2 separate regions of the Homo sapiens genome follow, and region 1 is linked to region 2. The links are chromatin loops, found by intact Hi-C in ENCODE. Cell type or tissue: heart right ventricle. All regions are shown on one strand. Links, peaks and the distances in the headings refer to the core of each region. The heading gives the core; the rest is flanking DNA.

Evidence for each region. Hi-C counts contacts between places; a loop is a spot of excess contacts. Peaks named below come from ENCODE experiments on the same cell type or tissue, not always from the same donor. Only the 100,000 strongest peaks of a DNase experiment are listed, where the experiment ranks them.
Region 1: it touches region 2 in a loop (3-fold over the local background); 17 of 110 quality-filtered maps call a loop at or near these places.

What each region holds. Positions count from the first base shown.
Region 1 is chr3:185,211,852-185,220,362 of GRCh38, reverse strand. EHHADH (enoyl-CoA hydratase and 3-hydroxyacyl CoA dehydrogenase) reads left to right here. Exons shown (of 7, transcript NM_001966.4): 5 at 2,123-2,227. Among named protein-coding and RNA genes, the nearest start is that of MIR5588, 37 kb to the left of the region's middle. In heart right ventricle, for the core only: a CTCF peak has its summit at 4,282 (motif pointing right); no DNase peak of the experiment used is centred there; H3K4me3 peaks cover 888 bases; H3K27ac peaks cover 1,215 bases.
Region 2 is chr3:184,870,133-184,878,643 of GRCh38, reverse strand. It overlaps VPS8 (VPS8 subunit of CORVET complex), which reads right to left. Exons shown (of 48, transcript NM_001009921.3): 21 at 7,839-7,928. Among named protein-coding and RNA genes, the nearest start is that of VPS8, 62 kb to the right of the region's middle. In heart right ventricle, for the core only: a CTCF peak has its summit at 3,423 (motif pointing left); no DNase peak of the experiment used is centred there.

The sequences.
Region 1 (8,511 bases), core at 1,475-6,474, 340 kb before region 2:
AAAAGGTACAGTAAATATATGATATCGTAATCATATGGGACCACCATCATATATGTGTTGTTGACAGAAATGTTATTATATGGCATATGACTGTACTTGGAATCCCATTGACTCTGTTAGAATAGTAGTGGTACTCTTCCAATTTTGTGAAATCCAAGCCAGAAGAAATCATTACAGCTAGAGAAATTTTTAGTCTATCTGGGAGTAGCTCACATTCTCCCTGCTTAGTTGACCTCAAAATCCTTTTATAATAATATCCAGGTTTCCATGTCCCATTTTGTGTTTGCTTGGTTCCCTTAACCTGGGTAGGCTGATTCACTCTCTCCTTACCAAAGTGATTTTATACACAGGATACTTATGTACAGAAACCATTTATGTACCTCTTACCCTACTCCTTACTCCAGAAGGAGATCTGAAAGCCTGTTTTCAGAGATACTTCCAGAAAACTGCCCAAATACTGCTTTTCAAAGAGAGACCTACCAAAAAAAAATCACTGAACTTTCTATCCAATCAAGAAAACTCATTTGTAGTTCTCTGAAGCAATAATAAGAACCAGGAATGGAGGGTTTGTCTCCGATGGCATCCACCAACACTGTAAGTGCAGTGAAGACTGTGGGACTGTTGCCACCAAGATGGATTTGATGGTTGCTTTTCAGAAGGCAAGATGGTACTGGCAAGAAAGCAAGCGATGTGTCACTGTCTTCTTCCTTCTGACCCTGGGGTAGGGGATGCTGATGTCCCCTACCTCTTACCTCAGAATATGCAGATCAAATTGCATATTTACAACTGGTGAAGAACTGTCAAGGCAAATTTAGGAACGGTGCAAACCCTCATCAAACTTCTATATCTCCTATTGCTGACATTCTGTACTGGAGGATGCCAATGGCATGATTGGATGCTAAGTATACCAGCACCACCACTGCCAGACACTAGATATTGGCACCTGTGAAATGAGATTTAACCTGTCGCTGCTGCTTAGTGTCACTAACTCCAAGCTAAAAACCCTCAACAGAGCACTCAGTTCACTAACTGGGGTCATGGGCCACACTCCAGCTGCCACAGTCAAATTGTCAATTGTCTAATCATCTGTGTCCTTTTCAGCTTCTGTAGTAGAAGGCAGGGCTTCAAAGCTCACACAATAGCAATTCCACAAACTAAGGGAGGAGCTGAGATGCTGGGTAGCCAAAAACTGGCAGAAATCCATCCCATTTGTCCTAGGTAATTTTAATTATACCTTATAGAATGTCAACTTAATTTTTTTCTCATTGAGTTAACTATATTTATGTCTGGGGACTATCTTTTTTTTAAATTTTCTCTCTCTCTCTTTTTCTTTGTTTTTGGAGATGGAGTCTATCTCTTTTGCCCAGGCTGGAGTGCAGTGGTGTGATCTCAGCCCACTGTAATCTCCACCTCCTGGGTTCAAGCGATTCTCCTGCCTCAGCCTCCTGAGTAGCTGGGATTACAGGTGCCCACTACCATGCCCAGTTAATTTTTGTATTTGTAGTAGAGACAGGGTTTCACCATGTTGGCCAGGCTGGTCTCGAACTCCTGACCTCAGGTGATCCACCCGCCTTGGCCTCCCAAAGTGCTGGGATTACAGGCGTGAGCCACCGTGCCCGGTCCTTTTTTTTTTTTAACCATCCACAGCCAATGGGGTGTGCTAGGGATAAGGTAGATACTATATATTACTCTGCTGCTGCTACTTCTATTATTATTATAAAAAACTAAACATCTCACATTTCTATAGAGATCTGTAGTTCATAAAGTACTTCTATAGAGATTTATAGAATATAAAGAGAATCTGTTATTCTCACTTAATACTCAGAATTACTGAGATAAGCATAATTATTGCCATTTGCCAATGAGGAAATTGTGGTCCTGGTGCAGTTCTTCATGGTCACACAAATAGTGGAAACTAGAGCTGGAGCTTGAATCCAAGTTTCCTGGTTACCTCAGTGGTGATCTTTCTATTCTTTCAGTGAGTGTGGTTCTTACTTATTTTATTCAATAATAGATATTTATATCCAGACAGACAGCCTTTCCTACTAGAGAGAGTAATGCTTTTGCTTTAATCTTACATCGCTCTTTGATTTGTTGTTATTGTTGTTGTTGTTTATTTCAGGAAGACGTATTTTAGCAGATGAAGCACTCAAGCTGGGCATTCTAGATAAAGTTGTAAACTCAGACCCGGTTGAAGAAGCAATCAGATTTGCTCAGAGAGTTTCAGGTAAGAAGATAATAATAAAAATAGCCAAAGACTGTAAACAGGATACATGTTCATTTAAATAAGAAACTCCTGGCCGGGCGCAGTGGCTCACGCCTGTAATCCCAGCACTCTGGGAGTCCGAGGTGGGCGGATCACGAGGTCAGGAGATCGAGACCATCCTGGCTAACACGGTGAAACCCCGTGTCTACTAAAAAATACAAAAAATTAGCCGGGCGTGGTGGCGGGCGCCTGTAATCCCAGCTACTCGGGAGGCTGAGGCAGGAGAATGGCGTGAACCCGGGAGGCGGAGCTTGCAGTGAGCCGAGATCGCGCCACTGCACTCCATCCTGGGCGACAGAACGAGACTCCGTCTCGAGAAAAAAAAAAAAAAGAAAATCCTGAGGCTGGGTAATTTATAAAGAAAAAAAGATTTAATTGGCTTACAGTTCCGCAGGTTGTACAAGCATGGTACCAGCATGTGCTCAGCTTCTGGTGAGGTCTCAGAGCTTTTACCCGTGGTTGAACGTGAAGCAGGAATAGGCACGTCATATGGCAAGAGAGCAAGAGAGAAGTGTGGAGGTCCCAAACTCTTTTTTTTTTTTTTTTTTTCTGAGACAGAGTCCCGCTCTGTTGCCCAGGCTGGAGTGCAGTGGCGCGATCTTGGCTCACCACAACCTCTGCCTCCTGGGTTCAAGTGATTCTCTTGCCTCAGCAGCCCAAGTAGCTGGGAATACAGGCGTCCGCCCACCATGCCCCGCTAATTATTGTATTTTTAGTAGAGACGGGGTTTCACTATGTTTGCCAGGCTCATCTCGAACTCCTGACCTCGTGATCTGCCTGCCTCGACCTCCCAAAGTGCTGGGATTACAGGCATGAGCCACCGCGCCTGGCCCCAAACTCTTCTAAACAAGCTGATCTCTCATCAACTAAGTGAAAGCTCTCTTATCACCAAGGGGATGGTACTAAACCGTTCCTGAGGGATCAGCTCCCATGACCCAGTAACCTCCCACCAGGCTCCCACCTCAAACACTGGGGACCACATTTCAACATGAGATTTGGAGCGGACACACATCTAAACCATATCACAGGCTCTATAATTTACCGCAGTAAAACTGTGGGCCTTGAGAACTTCTGTCTCCGCAAACTGAGTTATGTCCTTCTCTCAGTGGTTTCTTACTTTATGGACTCGGGATGTTCCTTTCAGAGTTCTTTCAGTGGCACTCACAGAGGTTTTTTTGTTTGTTTCACAGTTTCTTTTCAGTCTATGGATGTTGTCATCTTTAAATGAGCAAGATGGAGAGGGTAAAAATAGCCAGAAAAAAATAATTGGGAAGAGTATTGCGTTACAGGCAGAACAGAGTGCTGGTCTCCCGCTTGGTGGCAGGCAATGGCCCAGTGTCATTCAAAGGCATTCTTTTGAAGGAGTCATTCTTTTGTTGACCTTGGCAGAGACCAAACACTTTCCTGAAATAATCTTTCTTTTTTGTGGCTCTAGCCAGTTACTGTTTCAATGTGAAAGTAAAAGCTTGAACTGGAGAGGGGAGGAACGATGGGGAGAAAATAATGGAGACCCCTAAAGAGAATCAGCAAGTCCTTGCCCAAATAGAAATAAATTTCCTACTATTTTTCTCGGCCTTTCAGGCAACCTTCACTGTGTTTTCATCATTGTGCTTCCCGAGGGGGCTTATTGTTTTGTTAGAAGTCACTTGACAGACACACAGCAAAGGCTATTTGCATTTGGAGGTCCCGAAATGATTCTTTGGTTTGCTAAAGGTAGACCCGTGTCTGTCATTCACATCTGTAGTTTTAGTTTGTAAAGGTCTCAATTTCAACAGGAAGTTCTTTTCCTTAAGTGATTTCCCTAGATTCTGATTTGAGAATTAAGTTACTTCAAGAAATAGTTGAGGTTCATGATCTAGGAGACCTGGATCCAGGTCTCAACCTTAGCTACATTTCTAAAATGGTCTGGTTATAACTTTAATTTATTCACAATTTAAAATTAATTGTAAACATTAAATTAAGCATTTTTACTTTATAAAACTTACAAAATAGTGTTTCATCTCAACGACATTATACAGTTTGTCCACTTGGTGGCATCCAAATATTGAGGCACCATTTGCTTTAAACCTGTAATTCACCTTTTAACACTTCAGGGCTTTAGACAATTATGTGTTACTATTTTAAATTATAATCATGAAAACTATATAGAAAAATGTAAAATTGTGATATAAAAATGTGTAGAATATAAATGTACATGTATTTGCAATTATACAGTATATAATCGTGTATAGAGTAATGATCATTATCTGGAGTATGTATGAATACAGATACAAATGGAAAGGAAATAAGCAAAAATGAAAATGTTAGTTTTTCTCCAAAATTTCTTAAGTGATTTTTGCTTTTGTTTTGTTTTATTCTCCAGCTTAGGATAAGTTAGTTTTCTCAAACATTTCTAAATTATTTTTGGTTTTGTTTTTATTTTTTCCAGCTGTATTGAGGTGTAATTTCTACAGATAAAATTCATGCATTTTAAGGGGGAGTTTGGTGAATTTTGGTAGTTGTTTACAGTTGTATAACCATGGCCACAATCAAAATATAGTTCTATCACCCTAAAAAGTATTCTCATACCCCTTTCCCATAAATCCTTTTTTCTTCCCCTTGGCCGCAGGCAACCAGTGACCTACTTTCTGTCATACTTTTATGGTTTTTTTAGAATCTCATATGGATGAAATCATGCAGTAGTATATAGTCTTCTGTGGCTGGCTTTATTTTGTATAATGTTTTTGAGAGCCATTCCTATTGTTGCATGCATTAATATTTTGTTCCTTTTTATTGACTTGTATTCCACATTGTGGGTAAACCACAATTTGTTTATCCATTATCAGTTGATGGACATTTAGTTTGTTTCCACTTTGGGCCTACACAAGTCTTTGTAGACATAGTTTTTCCTTTTTCTTGGGTAAATACCTGAGAATAGTATTGCTGGGTTGTAATAAGTGTATGCTTGACTCTTAAATGCTTTTTAAAATTTATTAATAAAAAAATCAGTGATTTAAAAGACACTAATTTTTGCCAAGCAGATCAGAACAGATGGAACAAATACGGTGAGACTGAGTTTAAATAAGCTCTCATTAGAATGCTTGTAATACATCCTGTCTAGAAGGCAGCTGGACAATCACTTATAGAGGCTTAAAATTACTCATACCTTTTCACTTAGTTTTTCTATTCTTAGGAATTTACCATAGAGAAATAATCACATAAATACACAAAGATTTGTATACAGTAATACTCACTAAAGCTTTTAGATTATCATAAAATATTGGAAACAACTCAAATATTTAGTTCTGGGAAATTAATTATGTAAAAACGATAATCTCAATGAACTGACTCCATTCAGCTATTACAACTTCCATTTTTAAAGAAAGTTGAAGAACTTGGAAAATTGCTTACATATAGTATTAAGAAGAAAACAGCCAGGTAGAAAATTTTACAAGTGTGTGCGTGTGTTCTTATATGTACCTGCATAAGGAAAAAACTATAAGGCGATGTAACAAATTTTCAGTAGTGGTTGTACTTGGGTGGTAGGTAATCTAGACTCTTGATTTGAAAAAAAATTTATCTTTTCCTAATATCTAAGTCATTAAATTTACCCCCTCCCCCAAAAAAATGGATGACTTTGGGAGGCCAGTGTGGAAAGGACGCAGTCTGTTAGAGAAATGGGCTCAGGACTGGAGGTCAGGAGAGACAGAGGTCTCAGCTTTAGCTACGGGACCTTAACAAATCATCTTTGGGGCTTTGTTTTATGTATTGGTAAAAGAAAGGGTTCAACAAAATTAGCTGGTTTCAAATCATGTTCTGAGACCTCACAGGCTACAGTGGTTGGGTGCTTAGTTATTTGTCCTTGCAACAACTCAAGCAAGGTTTTGGGGTGTAATGTGTGTTTTGGGGTTTAATGATTAGAATCCCATGGAAACCCTAGGACTTTTACTGTTTTTTCTTTTTTAAATGAGTTCCACTGTTTGAAATCCTATGATTTCTTGGTGCTGCTTTGTAATAGACAAACGCTGGAGATCAAGGTAGAGAAAAAGACAGATCAACCAAGGATTAACTCAGAATCTTGTCAACATTTGCCATTTATTCTCTTACCAAATTTATAATTTAAGGAGGCCTATTTATTTGCCTTTCATTTTCATTTGAGGTATTGTGCCTATCTTTTCTTTTTGTGCTTCCCCACTTTCCTCTTTTTTCTCTTTCTTTTTTTCTTTTTTTTTTTTTTGAGACGGAGTTTCGCTCTTGTTGCTCAGGCTGGAGTGCAATGACATGACCTCGGCTCACTGCAATCTCCTCTTCTCAGGTTCAATTGATTCTCCTGCTTCAGCCTCTGGAGTAGCTGGGATTACAGGCATGCATCACCACACTCAGCTAATTTTTGTAGTTTTATTAGAGATGGAGTTTCACCATGTTGGCCAGGCTGGTCTTGAACTCCTGACCTCAGGTGATCCACCCGCCTCTACCTCCCAAAGTGCTGGGATTACAGCCGTGAGCCACCGCACCCAGCCTCTTTGTTTTAAATACAGTGGTTAGTGTGTGGTCATTTAGCAGAACAAAATTGATGGATTAACTTGAAGGAAAGTTTCCACAAAAATTCAATATGTTAATTACATTAAATATATATGCATTTATTAGAAATCTATAGTTATGGAAAGCTAGAGCAATTGTCTTGATCTAGAGCCATGGTCCTCAAACTTCACTGTGCATCAAAATTGCTTTTTGGTGGGCTTGTTAAAGCACGGTTAGCAGGGCCCCACTCATTACTTTCTGATTCATTAAATCTGGGGTGGGGCCCAAGAATTTGTATCTCTAACAAACATGCTTAGGTGATGTTGATGCTGTGTTCTGGGGACCACACTTTGAGAACCATTGATATACAGAGAACAAGGGTAAGAAAGGAGATAATTTTTGCTAGTTTTGATTTTTTTTACACCTGACACGCAAACACTACCTATAGTCTTTTTTTTTTTTTTTTTTTTTTTTTTTGAGACAGAGTCTTGCTTCTTCACCCAGGCTGGAGTACAATGGTGCAATCTTGGCTCGCTGCAACCTCCGCCTCCTGGGTTCAAGCAATTCTCCTGCCTCAGCCTCCCAAGTAACTGGGATTACAGGCACAAGGCAGCACACCCGGCTAATTTTTGTGTTTTTAGTAGAGACGGGGTTTCACCATGTTGACCAGTCTGGTCTCGAACTCCTGACCCCAAGTGATCCACCTGCCTCTGCCTCCCAAAGTGCTGGGATTACAGGCGTGAGCTACCGCACCCAGCTGCTATAGTCTTAAAGATATTTTTGTAAATCAGTTATGAAAGGCATGGTTAAAATGCATACACATATGGTTGCACAACCTTGTGAATATTCTGAAAAACACTGAACTATACACTTTAAAGTGGTGACTTTTGTGGTATGCAAAGTCTGTCTCTGTCTTAAAAAAATACATGTTGAATTTTTGTATTCCCTTTTCCCATTTGTAACCATATTCCAATTATTCAGCCTATTCTCACTCCCACTGCTCAAATGTTTGCTTTAAAACAACAACAACAACGAAAGAAGAAGATGAAGAACATTTATTTAGTTTCTACTTCTTATAGGAAAGGAGGGAGAAAAGGGAATTTCCAATGGTCAAGGTTCCAATCAGCACTTTTGGAACCAATTACGAGTGGGAAGGGAGTGTAGAAGGTTAACATACCTAAAACGCAATTTGGGACTTAGCGGCACATTTCTCTACAAACTTAACACTGTATCCTGGTGAGTTGACTGTGGAAGTTCATTAGCTTTATGCATTTTAATGTTCGTATTCTATGAAGCCTCCCAGACTACTGCAGTGCAATGGATTTAGCAGTGCAATGCAGAATTACTTGGCCAAACCAGATTGCATTGGCTAAACTAGGGAGGGGAGCATCCTATAAAATGCTATATATTTGCACATGCATGTGGCTAGCAGCCTGCCTGTTTCTGAACTAAGAACTCCTGTTCTCATGTGCATGTTTCTGGCATGATGCTGAATGTGTGTGCTGTTATTCAAAGACCAAGAGACTAAAGGCTCTCTCTCTCTCTACCTTCCCCAGCTGGAATGGGCACAGGGAATTATCCAGCTGGGAGTGTCAACTCTGGAACCTAATGCTCCGTTTTCCTTTCTGTAATGAACCCTGGTCCTGTTCCTGTGGCTGTGCTGGGCTGTGTTAGCCACTTTTAACAATTCTAATTCTGCCTAAAGACCTTGGTCTATTTGTTCTTTTGGAGTTGTGGCTTTTAAA
Region 2 (8,511 bases), core at 1,459-6,458:
CTCCTCAAATCTTCTCAGAGGAGGTATGGGTTAGACAAGGAAAGCTCCTACTGCCTCGCTCTGTGTTTGGCTTGTAGTCACTGTCCACTCTTTGACATTACCTCTTAATGCAAAAATATATGCCTACAGCTGCTACAAAAATAGCCTTGAATTATCTGACCCTCATAGAAATGTGAAATGAAGCTGGAAGGAGAGCTTAGTAACGATTAACATAAGGCTTCATTAAGATCTTTTAGGTTAGGCGCAGTGGCTCACACCTGTAATCCCGGCACTTTAGGAGGCCGAGGCGGGTGGATCATGAGGTCAGAAGTTTGAGACCAGCCTGGCCAACATGGCGAAACCCCATCTCCACTAAAAGTACAAAAATTAGCTGGGTGTGGTGGCGGGCACCTGTAATCCCAGCTGCTCAGGAGGCTGAGGCAGGAAAATAGCTTGAACCCGGGAGGCAGAGGTTGCAGTGAGCCGAGATCATGCCACTGCACTCCAATCTGGAGGACAAGAGTGAGACTCCATCTCAAAAAAAAAAAGGGTCTTTTAAAATTATATTATTTTTCAAATCCTTTAAGCTTGATTCACATTACAGCATTAAAATGCCTCATTATTTATACCTCTACGTTGTTTCAAAAACAAATAAAAACACATATATTAAGCATAGCAAAATAAAATAACCCAAAATACTGTTTCCACAGTTAACTGATTAGCAGTGGTTTCTTAGTTTGAAAACACTGCTAGCAACTCAAATCAGTCAATTGTTCAGGTATATTTACCATGGTTATGCTAAAATTCATTTGTATTTTCTTTTTCATATATTTCAATATCCTCCCAAAACTCATAAATTACTTAGTCCTCTCTGTTTCAAAGTGAGTTACATAACAACACATTGGTCTGAGATTATCAAAGAATAAACTGTGGGATGAAACATAGTACAGTACAGGGTCGAGGCTCCTGAGCCAGGCAGCCTGGGTGTGTATCTATGGTGGTTCTATTCACCGGTTCAATGATATTGGGCAAGTTACTCAACCCCTTTGTGTGTCTATTTCCTCTGGAAAATGGAGGTAAATAATAAGCACTCCTCAAGTACGTTATAAGGACTAAATAAGATAGCCATCAGGCATACAGCACACCACATGAGCCATCATTATGACATATGTGTTGCAAATACTAAGTCCTACATTTGGTTCTTAGCTCAAACCTCTTAAATTGAAAGCATGCTTTCAAAGCAAGCTCTACAACATAAGTTCATATATTTTTAAAAATTCTCTCAACAACTATTTATCAAGGACACTGAACCAGATGCTGGGCATACGGCAATGACAAAAAACAGACATGTTCCTAAACTTACACAGGTCCCTAAACATACATAGGCTAGCTGCAGAAAACTGACATTGAATGAGTGACTTCAGTGCATAGTATTTTAGAAAGAAATGGATCTGAGTTAATCTGGGGGACAATTACACTGAGACCTGAAAATAAACAGAGCTAGTTGAGCTACAAAGAAATGAGAAAGGATTTTTTATGCAGAGAGAACACTGTGCACAAAGGCTCTGGGTAAAGAGAGAACAGGGATGTTAAGACACTGGAAAGAACTCTAGTATAACAGCAATACAGAGAATTAGGAGCAGTTAGGCAAGCGTAGACCATGCAGAGCCTTAGAAAATGTTAGGGAATTTAGTCTCTACCTCAGAAACAATAGGAAGTCCTTAAAATATTTTAAAATTAGGAAAGCATCATATCTAGATTTGATATACATTTCTCTTTGGCTGCTGTGTAGAAAATGAAATGAAGTACAGTAAGAATGTGTACAAAGAGATCGATTTGGAGAATTCTATAATATACCAAGAGGGAAATGATGGGCACTTAGACTAGGATAGTGGCAGAATTAACAGCATGGTGGAAACAGATGAGAGAAACTGTCAGGAGGCAGAATAGCCAGGAACAAGTAAAAGACAAGAATCACCCAATTTGCATTAGGTGCATGGTGGATCCACTCACTAACACAGGAATCCTCAGAAAAGGCTTTGTGAGGAAACAGAGTCTGAGGTACCTACAAAACATCCAAGCAGAAATGTAAATGGGCAACTTACTCTATAGACCTCAGAATTCAGAAGAGCAATCTAGGTTGTTAACACTGGTTAGATAGCCATGTGCCTATATCACCTAGGGAAGAATGTAAAGCAGTGATTTGTAAACTTTAATGTGCTTAAGGGACATCTTGAAAGCTGACTACAAATCCTGGTCACCAATCCCAGAGAGTCTGATTCAGTAGGCCTGGGAAATTAAAAAAAAAAAAGCATTTTTAACAAATATCTTCAAATGATTTTGAAGTAAATGGTACACAGACATCTTGACAAACATTGATATAAAAATAGAAGGGTATTGTGAAGAATCCTAACATTTCTTGGTTAAGTAAAGAAAAGGAAGAAGAATAAACAAAGAGAATCAATAAGCAGTCAGAGAGGTAGGGAAAAAACTGGAATGCATGATATCAGGGAAGCCAAAAATGGACAGACTATTTCAAGAAGTCTTCATGTGCTGAATGCTGCTGAGGACCAGTAAGATGAGAAATAAAAGGGTCCACAGAATTTATAGACATGGAATAGGTTAAGGGATGAGAAGGAGGTAAGGAAATGGAGACAACTCTTTTTTTTTTTTTTGAGACAGGGTCTTGCTCTGTCACCCAGGTTGGAGTGCAGTGCCGTGATCTTGGCTCAGTGCAACCTCAACCTCCCGGGCTCAAGTGAACCTCCCACCTCAGCCTCCAGAGTAGCTGGGACTATAGCTGTGCACCACCATTCCCAGCTAATTTTTTTTTTTTTTTTTTGTAGAGACAAGGTTTCACTATGTTGCCAAGGCTGTCTCAAACTCCTGAGCTCAAGTGATCCACCCGCCTCAGCCTCCCAAAATGCTGAGATTGTAGGTGTGAGCCATCATCCCTGGCCAGAGACAGCTCTTGTAAGATGTCTGGCTCTATAAAGAATGGGTGAACAAGAAAGCATAGGATATTAGAGACGGCGTGAGGCAAACAAAAGAATTTGTTTGCTGCTTGACTTAGTTTTAGGGTGGGAAACACTTGAACATATATAAACGCATATGAGGAAAGCCAGAAGAAAAGGCAAGTCTCAAGATGTATGAGACAGAAAACACTGTAATTCCTTTTTATCCTACCATAATAATTATGATACAAATAAATTATAATTATAGGTTGAAATCTTTTCTCAGATAAATAAAAGCCACAACCTGTCCAAAATGTGACAAGATCCAAAAGTTATTTTCTATAACTAAGACAGGACAAATATTGATTGATCTTTGGAGAAAAGCAAAAATAGTGAATAGCCTTACATATTCTGACTCTAAGGAAAAGGTGAGGTTCCTCACCAAGGGTAAAGATTAAAATTGAGGCAGCAGGCAGGAGGTGCCACCTGCTGGTAAAACACAAATTCTCAGTATTTTGACTGTGACAGAGATCAGTCTTAATAGGAATTTCAACTAACCGAATTAGAGGTTACTTATGTCTCCAATAATAGCTTCTTGAGACAGATACAGAATCTGAGACCTTCCCACTGAGCAAAAAAAAAAAAAAAAAAAAAGTTTTAAAAACACTTCCATCAGTTGGTCATCCTGCCTTTATCTGAATACATTCCATAATAAGAGATGCATAAATCCAAGAGCTGTTACATCATAAGTAGGTCATTTTAAACTGAAATACATCTCCTGATTTCCACCCACTATATACTAGGCCTTCCCTCTGGAGCAATACGGCTAATCCCATAGGACAGCCTTCTACCATCTCTAGGCAGGGATGTCTCCACTTACTTTCTCCTCAGATTAAACAACCCAGTATTTTTTTTAACTGTTGTTTTTAAAACCTTCCACCATCTCAGTTGTGGGATGTGGCTGAGTTTATCAACAGCCTACAAAATGCCTTAGCAGTTTTATTTCAAACAGGCAGCCCAGTAGTACCAGTACTTTCCTGTATCTGAGTCTTAACACACAATTGGCTCATACTAAGTTTATGGTCAACTAAAACCCTGTCCACCTAGATCTTCCCAATCCAGTACTCACGTAATTTGATTATTTCAATCTAATGAATCTAAGTCTTGATGTTAATCTTCATTAAATTTCAACTCATGATGATTTTGATTGCACTTTCTTGTCAAGATCACTTTGAACCTTGATTCTTGGCGCTACCTAGATTTGACAGGCCAGTCACTAAATCTTCACCCAAATCAATGATAAAAACTTGGGTATGAAAGAGTCCTAGGATGTAATTAATACTAAGCCACCAAAGAATATTTTTGGGTAGAAATATTTATCTAGCTGCAAATCTATTTACTATTTACTAATCTATTCCAGCCACAAAGATAATGGAAAAATTAGGCAAATGCTTTAATGAAATCAATTATGTTACGTCACAGGCATTCCAGGAATATACTATCTTTATATTCCTTTCAAAAAGGTAATTATATGAGTTTAACATGGTTGTTTTGAGATGAATTCAAGGAAAACCTTCACAATTCACACTGGGGATGTCAGCAGATAGTCTCCAAAGTCCACTCTACTTAAAAAAAAAAAACACTTTAAAAGTCAACCTATATAATTATTTTATGATTAAATATGATTAAACAAAACAACGGATTTGTGGCTGACGGTGCATGCACTTCACCTATCCTAATGCACTGAAGGTCACGTTTTCCAGAGAAAACTGTCCTCCTGAATGGAATAAATTGTGTCTCCCTGTATATACTCCACACTTAATCAAGAATGCCTTATTTGAAAATTGACGCAAAGTTACTTGCAAATTATTCATGTTGGCCCAGATTGTTTCAACAGTATCATGGGTTATAATTCTACTGGGTCTTGAGAGTTGAACAATCATAATGATATTACACATTACATATGGTCGGCTTCAGTTTTTTAATACACTTATCTGGACTTTTCCACTTTAAAACCATTCTCTGTGGTCATGAAAATGGAGTCAAAATGAGGAGCATTGTTCTGTGGTATAGTGTGGCAGTCTGGATGTAAACCCTGAAGCCCACTGCTTGAATTCAAATTCTAGCTCTCTCATTTATTAGCTTTGTGACCTGGAACAAATAATTTAACCTCTCTGTGCCTCGGCATCATTTACAAATGTGAATAGTAACAGTAGCCACCTTACAGAGTTATGATAAGAATTAAATGAGTTAATAAATATGCATAAAGGGTCTGTAACAGTGTCTGCCACACAGTTAAGTATTAAACAGTTTAGATGCTTGCTGTAATTCTCATTCTTGGTGATTTATTAACATCACCCCTTCTCACTCATCTTCTCCCTGTGCTTGCTCTTAAAATAACAGTATAATACAATGATTAGCTAAGAACTGGGCTTTGAAGTCAGAAAGACCTGGATATGAGTCCCATCTCCACCATTTACTGCAATATTACCTTGGAACTTCACTTCACTCCTCTAAGCCTGTTTCCTCATCTATAAAATGGGGATTAAAAATGACACCTACTGCCTTAGGTTGTTTTGAGAATAAAAATACATGTCACATACTTTACATAGTATCTGGCACATCGTATGTGCTCAGTAAATCTTTGTTAAAAATCCCTATTTTGTACTCCACAGCATTGTGGTAGGCACAGTCTGGACCATATCATTCTCCTTTCTGACAGTCTTACAAGTTCATGATACTTCTGGTATGTATCTTTAGTTATATGCCTTTCTCCATATTTATAGATGTTCTGTGATTTGCAGATAGAACCTTCTTTCAACATTACTTTCTCCTTGAATGGTTGAAATTTTAGAATTTCCTGTTCCTTGTGAACCCATTCTTTTTTTGGAGCCTGTAGCCATGTGATTGTGCCCATATTTTTTTCTGAGATATTTGCTTTCTGAAATAGAGGACTCATGCTATGTATATTTTTCATCATTATTATGATTGTTAAAATAAAGTGATAATTTTTCTCTCAAGGGTCTATCTCTTCTACTTCCCCAATCATTAGTAAAAATTAAATCCAGAGAAATAGTCCCCTCCATTGTTTCCTTCACCTCCTATGAGACTAATCACTGAAAAATCAAAAATTTTATCAGATACTCTTACCAACAGAATGAGACTTCTAACAGGAAGCTAGATGGTTACAGAGCACATTACTACTAACATCTGTTAGTAGTAATGCATCTCTGTACGTTCTGCAGTCAGCATCAGAAACCACCATCTACAGGAATGCATCAGAAACCACCATCTACAGTTCCCGTATCTGAGATTCTTTACTATTTCTCCATCAGAACGTCACCTTTGTTCCTTTCATCTTTTAGAAAGAAGCTCTCTACCACGTTTTCCCCCAACACTGTGGTTTCTATATTCTCCACACACACATACACACTCATTCCATTCACCCCTCCTAGCTTTTTCTACTAGATGATTTTTTTCAACAAAGTATACCTTCCAAAGGCCAGAGTTCCTACAACCTCTTGGTGATAGGTATATTCTTGTTACAAATATTAAGTTTTCTATCTATACTGCATTGGTATACACAAGTACTTATATATAAAGTATTGTTTCCAAACAGTTTTGTTCCCAAATGCTTTCTTTCTACCATATGTCTTCTTCCTAAGTTATTTATTTTTATAACTTTATCTAGGCTTATTTCTCCTTCTCTACTGATAAATTTAATAAGCATCCAGCCAAACAGAGTAATAACAGTTACTCTACCAGAAGCTCACTAGCATGGCATTGAACAGCACAGTTCAGGAAGCCAAATGCTTCTCTGATACCAGCCAACTCTTAACTGCCATATCTATTCTTGTCTTCCAATGTTACAAGCATCAAATAGAATATGAAAAGATAGGACCTGTGCCTACTCTTTAGAACTTCAAAATCCCTAGATTTCTTCTAAATATGTCCATTAATGTAAACCAAAAAAACCCATTATTTTGACTAGACTACAAACTTTAAGATAGTAAAGATCATGTAAATTTTACTATTGCCCAGTGCCAAGTACATATCAGACCACGGGACGCACACTTTAGCCAAATCCTGCCCATAGCCTGTTTCTGTATTGTTCACAGCTAAGAATGGACTTTACAATTTTAAGGGGTTGCTTAAAAAATCAAAAAACAAAAGAAAGGAAGAAAAAGATGTGACAGAGACCACTGTAGCCTGCAAAGCCTAAACTCTGCTATCTGAGTCTTTTTAGAAAAAGTCTGCTGATCCCTGTATTGGACACTCAAATATTTGTTAAAAGAGGAGGTAGGCAGAGGGAAGGGAGTAGTAGGAATGGGGAACAGCAATTTGCAACAAATATAACTGGAGAGCACTGCAGAAAGTAAAACCTGCATAATAAATACATACACGTCTACATTGTTCTTTGGCTTTCATTTTCATTAAGTTCCAAGATAAACTAAAGGTCTTTCATTAGCATATTTTATAGATCATATTTTATATATATATATATATTTGTGATTGATCTATTATTCTTAAGTCATAGGTGCTCCTAGGAGAACTAAATTTAAACCTTGGCAGTACTAAATAACCTGGTTAACATAAATATTAGACGAGCAGGATGTCAGCCACTATAAGGTATCAGTTTACAGCAAAGGATCTTCACACGTATATCCTTTCCTTCCACACGCCACTAAGCAGCTAAGCGCTAAGTAACACTCCACAACGTTTTACTCATTTATACCCATTACTTAAAAATATAATCATTTAGAATGTTCTACAAGCCCTGAAATAAAGTTTTGAATACTAAAAAAATGTTTAACCAAAAATGAAAGTCACATTCTCAAGTAACATAAAAGAGGAGTATTAGACCTATCCAGAGCATCGTCTACTGGAAGCACATGCAATGTGTACCTGAAAATGCTGCTCCATCACTTGGATTTTTCCTTGGTCTGGGCACTTTTTCAGAGCTCGATCTGCATAATGGAATAGGATTTCTACCATCTGTAAGGAAAACAGCCTGGCATAGACATTAAAATATATCTCTAAAGTTTTTCAATATGTATGTGGCTCTCCTAAATAATACATAATTAGAATTTGTTATTAAAATTTAACTGAAAATTTTAGTGGCTTTATTTACCAACTTTTTAAAACTCTAGCCTCATTTCTTCCAGTCTCAGGGCTAGTACTAATTTGCTAATCTTTCTTAAGAAATATCTCCATGTTCTAGACCTCAGTGGCATCTATACTGCTCAGGAAATGAAACATTCAAGTTCTTCAGTAATCCTCGCTGTAGGTGTTTCCCTAAAGAGCACAGATGAGCAAATCATTCGGAGTCTAAGGAGTAACCAATTTCTATCCAGGTTTTCCACAAATGTTTATACTAATTTGGAATATAATTTTTACCAATGCATTTACACAACAAAAGGGAGGGAATCCTATAGTCAATTAATTCAGCCCAGTCTAGAGTAGGAACAGAAGGTCAATATTAAATATTAGCATCAATTATATTGATGCTAATTAATAATAACATTAAAACATTAATCCTCTCTGCTAGTTCTGGGCAACACAAACATTTGCACATACA